Linked DNA regions of Homo sapiens: all the other regions are linked to region 1. A link is a contact called in ENCODE Hi-C or POLR2A ChIA-PET data. All regions are on one chromosome and are shown on one strand. Each heading gives the region's core, a stretch centred on a gene start or an enhancer-like site at or near the end of the contact. The rest is flanking DNA. Distances are from core to core; before and after follow the strand shown. Region 1 overlaps TESK2 (testis associated actin remodelling kinase 2). Region 2 holds the start of LINC01144 (long intergenic non-protein coding RNA 1144). Region 3 holds the start of HPDL (4-hydroxyphenylpyruvate dioxygenase like).

Region 1 (3,014 bases), core at 275-2,774:
ATTTGTTTCTATATACAATGTCTCACACAAAATGTTTCGTACACAAGTTGCTAAACACACATTTATTGAATGAAGAAGCAATAATTACCAAATTAACTTCACAATGTAAACTCGTGTTACATTAAAGAACATTAGAGGCAAGTACAAGGCAGTAAAGCCAAGAGGTATTTGATTTTCTTTAATCAAATATTTATAAAGAAGTCAGGCAATAGGATTCTACTAGAAAAACAATGGCTACATTTTAAAATCATGGGTTTTTCTAGAAGCTGAAAAGACCTGGTTTGGATGTGACACACCCTTGCTTTTCTTCCTCCCAGGCCCACTATTATTTTGACCACACCATCTACAGAGATGTCATAGCACATCCAGGCAGGCACTGGCTTCATAGGAGAGTTTTCTGTCTGCTTTCTTCCCACCCTCTACTCAAATAACCATATCACAATCGTGTCACACAACTCTACTTCTACGTGCAACTTTACTGCCTAACCTCTCCCAAATCATTCCTAATGGAAAACCACCACCACATCCAAAGTGGTGTCACAGAGCTGGCAAGCTGAGACATGCATTAGCTTTATATTGGAAAAAGAGCGGCCGGGCATAGTGGCTCATGTCTGTAATCCCAGCACTTTGGGAGGCCAAGGTGGGAGGATCACGAGGTCAAGAGATCAAGACCATCCTGGCCAACATGGTGAAACCCCATCTCTACTAAAAATACAAAAATTAGCCAGGCGTGGTGGTGGGCGTCTGTAGTCCCAGCTACTCGGGAGGCTGAGGCAGGAGAATAGCTTGAACCTGGGAGATGGAGGTTGCAGTGAGCTAAGATTGTGCCACTGCACTTCAGCCTGGGTGACAGTGAGACTCCGTCTCAAAAAAAAAAAAAAAAAGAGCTTGAACAGAGTTAATCACTCTAAATGTTGTAAAAAAACAATATACTATAAAGAGGAAATATTACTCATCCTTGACAGGGAAGTGACATGTGCCTAGAAAAGCACGTAACATCAACAATAAGTTTTCACTAAAGTTTTTATTGCTAACTATATCAAAAATCGAAATGAAGCCTCAAATCATTGTCATGTCACAAGACCTTAAAAATTTATATTCTGAATGATTTTTATTCCCCTATCCCCATACCCCACCCCAAATCATACCAGCTAGAATTACTTAACTCAGGAAGGGGGTGCTTTCTTAATGCATGTGCTTTGAGAGTAAGTGATTACTCAACTTTGTTATTTTTAGTTTCATATGACATACAGATTCATGTTGAGAAGGAGGGTTGCTTTTTTTTTTGAGACAAGGTCTTGCTCTGTCGCCCAGTCTGGAGTGCGGTGGCACAGTGCAATAGTGTGATCATAAGCTCGCTGCAGCCTCAACCTCCCAGTCTCAAGTGACTCTCCTGTCTCACTGTCTCAGCCTCCTGAGCAGCTGGGACTACAGGCACACACCACAGCTGGCTTTTTTTTTTTTTTTTTTTTTGGTAGAGACAGGGTCTCACTGTGTTGCCTAGGCTGGTCTCAAGTTCCTGGCCTCAAGTGATCTTCCTGCCTTGGCTTCCCAAAGTAAGCCACCACACTAGGCCAAGGATTGCTTTTGTACTTTAGACCACTGTGGAAACAAACCCATGAAGGATCTTGTCAAAATGCAGACTCGCACTCTGTAGGTCAGGGATGGGGCCTAAGAATCTGAATTTCTAAACTCCCAGGTGATGCTGATGTCGCTTGGTCTACAGACTACATGCAGTGAGTAGCAAAGCCTTTAAACAAATGACTGTTTATCACTGCTCTAAAGATAGTAAGACCAACAGGAAACTCTTTTTTTTTTTTTTTTTTTTTTTTTTTTTAAAGACAGAGCCGCACTCTGTTGCCCAGGCTGCAGTACAATGGCTCAGTCTTGGTTCACTGCACCTCTGCCTCCTGAGTTCAAGCGATTCTCCTGCCTCAGCCTCCCGAGTAGCTGGGATTAGAGGCGGCCACCACACCTGGCTAATTTTTGTATTTTTAGTAGAGACGGGGTGTTTCACCATGTTGGCTAGGCTGGTCTCGAACTCCTGACCTCAAGTGATCCGCCCGTCTCAGCCTCCCAAAAGGCTGGGATTACAGGCATTAGCCACTGCACCCGGCCCCAACAGGAAACTCTTAACTCTGATACTACTGGTAAACTAGACTTTGTCTAGAGACTAGAGTCTTTTCTATAGCATGATTTACCATTCCCCATAAAGTGTCATTATTAAGCTTTTCCACATCTTTGCCTTTTCTCAGACTGTTCCCACTACCTAAAATGCCCCTCTCTTCATTTCCACATACCTTACTTAACGATGGGGATACATTCTGAGAAATGCATTCTTAGGTGATTTTGTGGTTGCATAATCATAGAGTGTACTTACATAAACCTGGATGGTATAGCCTACAATACCCTCAGGCTATACGGTAGAGTCTATTGATCCTAGGCTACAAGCCTGTACAGCATATTACTGTACTGAATACTGTAGACAACTGCAACAAAATGGTAAGTTTTGTGTATCTTAACATATCTAAACATAGAAAAGGTACAGTAAAAATATGGTATTATAATCTCATGGAACCACCATCATGTATGCGGTCTGTTGTTGACCAAAACATCTTATGCACTGCATTACTGTAGTTAGATTCTACTCATCCTCAAATACCAGTTCAAATACTTCCTTCTCATGTTCTTCAACTACCAAGGCAGCCATTTACACTCCTTTCTTTTCTTTTCTTTTCTTTTTTTTTTTTTTTGAGACAAGGTCCCACTCTGTCACCCAGGCTGGAGTGCAGTGTTGCAATTACAGCTCACTGCAACCTTGAACTCCTGGGCTCAAACAATCTTTCTGCCTCACCCTCCCAAATATGCTAGGATTACAGGTGTGAGCCACCATGCCCAGCCTATATCACCTTCCTATAGCATCATTTCCAAGCTTTAACTATGTTTTATCACATGCCTTATAACTTTTTTACTAGACCACAAGCTTCTTAACAGCAAGATACCATTCTCTTGCC
Region 2 (3,014 bases), core at 142-2,641, 90 kb before region 1:
CAATATAACACACACAGGGTATTACGTGGCCATTAAAAATACCATGGTAGGCTGGGCGCAGTGGCTGACACCTGTAATCCCAGCACTCTGGGAGGCCAAGGCAGGTGATCACCTGAGGTCAAGTGTTCGAGACCAGCCTGGCCAACATGGCGAAACTCCCTCTCTACCAAAAATACAAAAATTAACTGGGCATGGTGCAGGTGCCTGTAATCCCAGCTATTCTGGAAGCTGAGGCAGGAGAATCACTTGAACCCCGGAGGCGGAGGATGCAATTAGCCGAGATCGTGCCATTGCCTGGGCGACAGAGCAAGACTTCTGTTTAAAAAAAAAAAAAATCATGGTAGGGCCGGGCACGGTGGCTCAGCCTGTAATCCCAGCACTTTGGGAGGCCAAGGCAGGCAGATCACCTGAGGCCACGAGTTCCAGACCAGCCTGGCCAACATGGCAGAAACCCCCATCTCTACTAAAAAGACAAAAATTAGCCCAGCGTGGTGGCGCATGCCTGTAATCCCAGCTACATGGGTGGCTGAGACACGAGAATCGCTTGAACCCAGTGGTGTGCCACTGCACTCCAGTCTGGGCAACAGAACCAGACTCCATTTAAAAAAAAAAAAAAAGTACATATGGTAAATATTATGTGTATTTTACCAAAACAAGTTTTTATTTTTAAGGCACAATCTTGCCCTGTCGTCCAGGCTGGAGTGCAGTGGCGCGATCACAGCTCACTGCAGCCTTAACCTCCCCCAGCTCGGGCGATCCTCCCACCTCAACCTCCCGAGTAGCTGGGACCACAGGCCTGCGCCACTACGCCCGGCTAATTTTTGTATTTTTGTAGAGACGGGGTTTCACCATGTTGGCCAGGCGGATCTCGAACTCGTGATTTCAAGTGATCCGCCCGCCTCGGCCTCCCAAAGCGCTGGGATTACAGGCGTGAGTCACCGCACCTAGCCGAAAAAGAATTTTTTAAAGTCACCATCTCTACGAGGTTTTTCTGGGCCACCCCCCGGTAAAATGTCAAGCCCTCGACGAGCCGGGAGAGAGTCGGAATCCTGTGGGGGAGGCAGGGGCGTGTCCAGAAAGGCGGGAGCTTCCGGAACCGCTTAGAGCTAAGGGAGCTCGGAGCGGGGGCCGGGGCCGAGGGCGGAGCAGGGTGGGGAAGGGGCGGGTCCAGAAAGACGGGAGCTTCCGAGGCCGCCTCCACAGGAAGGGAAAGGGGCGGGAGCTTGGAGGGGGCGGGTCCAGAATGGCGGGAGCTTCCGGGGCCGCCGCCTCTGGAAGGAAAAGGGGAGGGAACGTAGAGGGGGAGGGAACGTAGAGGGGGCGGGACCAGGAACGAGAGCGCGTGGGTTTCTGGGGTGTCCGCCGGCGCCCCCTGGGATTGGGGAGAGAGGGAAGGGCTGAGGCTCACGGTTTCGGAGTAAGGGGAGCGGCCCGGCGAGCCGCCGCGCCTGGGTTAAGAGCTGCAGGAGGAACGTGGCTTCACGAGTTCGGCTCCTCGGCCATCCACAGCCCGGGCCTCCGCCTCTGCTGACCTGGCGGCTGTAGAAGGCAGAAGAGGCCTGAAACCTGCAGCAGGAGCACCACCCTGCCCCGCGGCCCCGCGCGCCCTCCAGTGGCGTCATCCCATCCGCTTTGATCTCGACTGGCGCGCCTACCCTCGGCAGCGGCACCCCTTGGGAGCGCAATCGCGGGCAGACTCCGAGGACCCATCTTGCGAAAGTTCTGCGAGGTCCTGACTTTAAGGGAACAGGGGTCGTACTTGGGCCATGGCCGGAAGGGAGATCCAACATCCATGACGACGTCTACCCCCCAGCCTGCCCCTTCAGAGCCCAGTCTGTGCCTTGCGTCAAAGTCAAGCAAGGGCTCTTGTAGGGCACCGAGCCCCAGCCAAAATCACCCTTTTCTTTCAGATAGCCCCCACTTACCCCCAGAAACCTTACTCTCTCCCTCGGGAGCAGGTGGGAAGTGAAAGGCCGGGGGGGCTGTTTCTGCTCTGCTTGTCTGTACCTGTGGCCCTTGAGTGGAAAACCCCGCCGCTGGACCAAAGACCTGGAGGCTCCAGGATTGCCCACTTGGGACCCTGACTATGAAGGGTCAAGATAGCCCATTCTGCCCCAGCACTCAGAGCCCTATTACCAAGGCCCCTACTCCAAGAATCCACCATCAAAACCGGGGCCCTGCCAGTGCCTTCCCAGTGTTCAGGCCTAGGGAAGAATAGCCCCATTATGCCTGTTACTCCTGATCCTTCTGCAGTCTCTCTCTTTGTGACCCCATGGCCTTTGCTGCTATGTCTGCCCTGGCCCCACAGAGTGCCAGGTCAGAGCCACCCTGGCCTACATAGCAGGGCCCCGGTTCACAGGCTAAAACCTGGGCCTCCTGCCAGGCTGCAACTCCCAGCTGCACACCGCAACCTGAGACATCTCAGCATATTCTAGGAACTAGTAATGGGGACGCTTCCGACTCGCTGGGGAAGGGAGATGAGGGCCTCTAGCTCTCCATGCCCAGTCTCTCATCATCAAAGTCATTTAAGGCCCCAGCGACCCCAGGGTTCAGCAGCATCCTGTTCATCATGAGCAGAGGGGTGACTGAATAGAATGGGAGGCAGGTGTGGCCTGAGCAGTTCCCAACCTGAATTTTCCTTTGAGCTTGGTGATTTGGGGCGGGGGATTGAGATATTTTCCTTTCACTTGTGGGAAATCTTGGGGCCCCACAAATCACTAAGCTGAAGGGAAAAGTCAAGCTGGGAACTACTCAGGGCAAACCTGCCTCCCATTTTATTCAGTCACTCCTCTGCTCGCTGAGATAGACACATACCTGATTGCCTCCTTTGGAGAGGCTTGTCAGAAACAAAATAATGCAACCATTTGTCTCTCAGCTACCTGCGACCTGGAAGCCCCCTCCCCACTTCGAGTTGTCCCCGCCTTTCTGGACGGAACCAACGTACTTCTTACATATATCGATTGATGTCTCATGTCTCCTTAAAATGTATGAAAACAAACTGTGCCCTGACCACC
Region 3 (3,014 bases), core at 288-2,787, 68 kb before region 1:
AACAGTAACTACAATAGCAACAGCTACTATTTACTGAACACTTACTCCACCTCACTTAATCACAACTCTTTGAAGTAGGTACTATTATTTCCATTTTTACAGATGGGCAAATTAAGGCTCAGAGGCGTTAAGCAACTTGCCCATACAGACAGTAAGTGTTGCTGGTGATTCAAACCCAGGTCCGTCTGGCTTTTGGAACTCATGTCCTCACATTCACTGGTCTGCAGAGTAGCACCAAGTACCTTTTACCACCCTGACCAGCTCCTGGGTACTGCCCTCCTGCCTGCAGGCCTGAACACCATGACATCCAGCTAGCCCCTGTCCCCTATGACATCCTTCTCCCTCTTGCCAATGAAACCCAGTAGATCAGGCTGCCTGACAAAAAAATTTCTTGTGATGCCTTGGACTGTGGCATTCATCCTAAATGCCTCCCTAACAGCATGGCCCATTGCTCCTCTAAGAGTCTGGCTCACACTCTTACTGAGTTTTTGCTTATGCCCTTTGCCCTTCTTGGATGCCCTTCCCTAACCCTTCAAGGGCCACTCAGTTGAAGTTCCAGAAGACTACAAATTCCTCAATCCAGTCATCTCACACAATTCTGGGTTTCAGAGCCAGAAGTGCCCCCACCACAGAAATCTCTGGCTCAATGCCAAGTCAGGAAGCTGCAAAGAGCAAGGAGGGCCTGTGTTCCAGTCCTCAAAGGATGGGGAAGGGGAATGACAGCCAGGCAGCTGTTCCTTTCAGATCCCGAACCGTCAGATTTTTCCTCCAAATCTTGCTTGGGACAAGGGGTTAAATGATGTTGACAGAAGGGTGATTGAAGAAAGAGACAGGACTGGTTGAGAGATTGCCCAACACTTTGGGAGGCTGAGGTGGAAAGATGGCTTGAGCCCAGGGGTTTAAAACCAGCTTGGGCAATATAGCAAGACCCCATTTCTAAAAAAAAAAATTATTTTTAATTAGCTGGGTGTGGTGGCGTCCGCCTGTGGTCCCAGCTATTTGTGCACTGAGGCAAGGAAAATCGCCTGAACCCAGGAGGTGGAGGCTGCAGTGAGCTGTGATTGTGCCACTCCAGCCTGGGTGACAGAGTGAGACCCTGTCTCAAAACATATAAACGTGTGTGTGTGTGTGTGTGTGTGTGTGTGTGTATTCCAGGGAACATTAAGACTTAGAGGCAAACTCCAGAACTTAAAGAAAAAACATGAAAGTGCTAAAAAATTCCGTGCTTGTGGAGAGAGAATTCCAACTCTTTCCCTGAACCCGGGCTGAGTCCCTTCGCTGTGAGGTTGGGGGGATGAGTGGGAGCCCAGTGCCTGGCGCCGAGTGAAGGCAGCCATTGTGAGTTCCTGGGCTGGGGAAGGGAGGCTCAGTGCCCAAGGATGTGACCAGGCGTGAGGCCCGGGGAAAGAGCAGCGCGGCGACCCCGCAGTATCCGAGGCGACAGGGTGTGGGGGAGGGGGTGGGGAGTCAAAGGCGGAGTCACGGGCTCCGCCCTCTTTCTCCTGCTTGGCGCGAGCACAGGCACCGCGTGGTTCTCACAACCAGCAGCTCGGCTCACTGAGACCCGGTGGTCCAGACGCTGCTCCTGGCTGGGGTGGCGCTGCAGGGAGAACCGCGAGCTCTCAGGGGTCGGCGGGTGACTTCTTTCCGGAAGAAAGCGAGGAACGCGCTCTGCGGGGTGAGCCGGACTCCCCAACTCCGGACGATCAGCCCAGGACTGAGAGCCCCGAAGTCCCCAACCACAAGTAAGCGGCCCCAGAAGGACAAGTCTAGGTCGCCGTCCAGAGCGCCATGGCCGCGCCCGCCCTTCGTTTGTGCCACATCGCCTTCCACGTGCCCGCCGGGCAGCCCCTAGCCCGGAACCTGCAGCGCCTCTTCGGCTTCCAGCCCCTGGCTTCGCGGGAGGTGGACGGCTGGCGGCAGCTAGCCCTGCGCAGCGGCGACGCGGTCTTTTTGGTGAACGAGGGCGCAGGGTCTGGAGAGCCGCTGTACGGCCTGGATCCGCGTCACGCCGTGCCCAGCGCCACAAACCTGTGCTTCGACGTGGCGGACGCCGGCGCTGCAACCCGGGAGCTGGCAGCGCTGGGCTGCAGCGTGCCTGTCCCTCCCGTTCGCGTGCGGGACGCGCAGGGTGCCGCCACTTACGCCGTGGTCAGCTCGCCTGCCGGCATCCTCAGCCTGACCTTGCTGGAGCGCGCTGGCTACCGCGGACCCTTCCTACCCGGCTTCAGGCCCGTGTCCTCTGCGCCTGGCCCCGGGTGGGTCAGCCGCGTGGACCACCTGACCTTGGCCTGCACCCCCGGCAGCTCCCCCACACTTTTGCGCTGGTTCCACGACTGCCTGGGCTTTTGCCACTTGCCGCTGAGCCCAGGTGAGGATCCCGAGCTGGGCCTCGAAATGACAGCAGGGTTTGGGCTTGGGGGACTGAGGCTTACAGCCCTGCAGGCCCAGCCGGGCAGCATTGTCCCCACTCTTGTTCTGGCTGAGTCCCTTCCGGGGGCGACGACACGACAGGACCAGGTGGAGCAGTTCCTGGCCCGGCACAAGGGGCCAGGCCTGCAGCACGTGGGGCTGTATACGCCTAACATTGTGGAGGCCACTGAGGGGGTGGCAACTGCTGGAGGCCAGTTCCTGGCTCCCCCTGGGGCATACTACCAGCAGCCAGGAAAGGAGAGGCAGATCCGAGCTGCAGGGCACGAGCCTCATCTGCTTGCTCGACAGGGGATCCTGCTAGATGGTGATAAAGGCAAGTTTCTGCTTCAGGTCTTCACCAAGTCCCTTTTTACTGAGGACACTTTCTTCCTGGAGCTGATTCAGAGGCAGGGGGCCACTGGCTTTGGTCAGGGCAACATCAGAGCTCTGTGGCAGTCCGTACAGGAGCAATCTGCCAGGAGCCAGGAAGCCTAAGGATGCCCAGGGCTGGGTGCAGCCAGCTGTCCTGCAGCTCTGGGGAGACCAGCACAGAACTGAGGAACATCTGCAGGAGGCCCAACTAGTGAAAGGCTTTGCCTCCG

What was found. A loop is a pair of places that touch in the nucleus more often than their neighbours do. ChIA-PET counts read pairs that join two places held with the same protein, here RNA polymerase II (POLR2A). Pooled maps may share reads with other maps.
Region 2: a loop to region 1 is called in a map of B cell, with 18 times the contacts of the local background. The contact joins the promoter of LINC01144 here to the enhancer-like site in region 1. A Hi-C loop is called at or near these places in 1 of 168 maps with a recorded cell type or tissue (B cell) and 6 of 50 pooled maps. POLR2A ChIA-PET finds 5 or more read pairs at or near these places in 11 of 52 experiments (B cell, Caco-2, PC-3 and 7 more).
Region 3: a pooled map shows a loop between it and region 1 (2.7-fold over the local background). The contact joins the promoter of HPDL here to the enhancer-like site in region 1. A Hi-C loop is called at or near these places in 2 of 50 pooled maps. POLR2A ChIA-PET finds 5 or more read pairs at or near these places in 12 of 52 experiments (B cell, Caco-2, GM12878 and 8 more).

The regions. Positions count from the first base shown.
Region 1 is chr1:45,392,872-45,395,885 of GRCh38, forward strand. All of the region lies in intron 3 of TESK2 (testis associated actin remodelling kinase 2), which reads right to left. Among named protein-coding and RNA genes, the nearest start is that of TOE1, 54 kb to the left of the region's middle. RefSeq lists an enhancer at 1,121-1,190. Within about 2 kb of position 1,525, at least 12 of the 41 ENCODE cell types and tissues checked have a DNase peak (open chromatin) inside an H3K27ac peak, as active enhancers do; they include B cell, GM12878 and OCI-LY7, where a contact is called at or near this core.
Region 2 is chr1:45,302,519-45,305,532 of GRCh38, forward strand. LINC01144 (long intergenic non-protein coding RNA 1144) reads left to right here and starts at 1,392. Exons shown (of 1, transcript NR_024270.1): 1 at 1,392-3,014. It overlaps LOC105378691 (a long non-coding RNA gene), which reads right to left and starts at 1,228. Exons shown (of 3, transcript XR_947287.4): 1 at 974-1,228. RefSeq lists enhancers at 965-1,024, 1,485-1,724 and a silencer at 1,115-1,294.
Region 3 is chr1:45,325,358-45,328,371 of GRCh38, forward strand. HPDL (4-hydroxyphenylpyruvate dioxygenase like) reads left to right here and starts at 1,538. Exons shown (of 1, transcript NM_032756.4): 1 at 1,538-3,014. The coding sequence starts at 1,792. The coding sequence ends at 2,907. RefSeq lists enhancers at 1,570-1,619, 1,630-1,879, 2,640-2,749.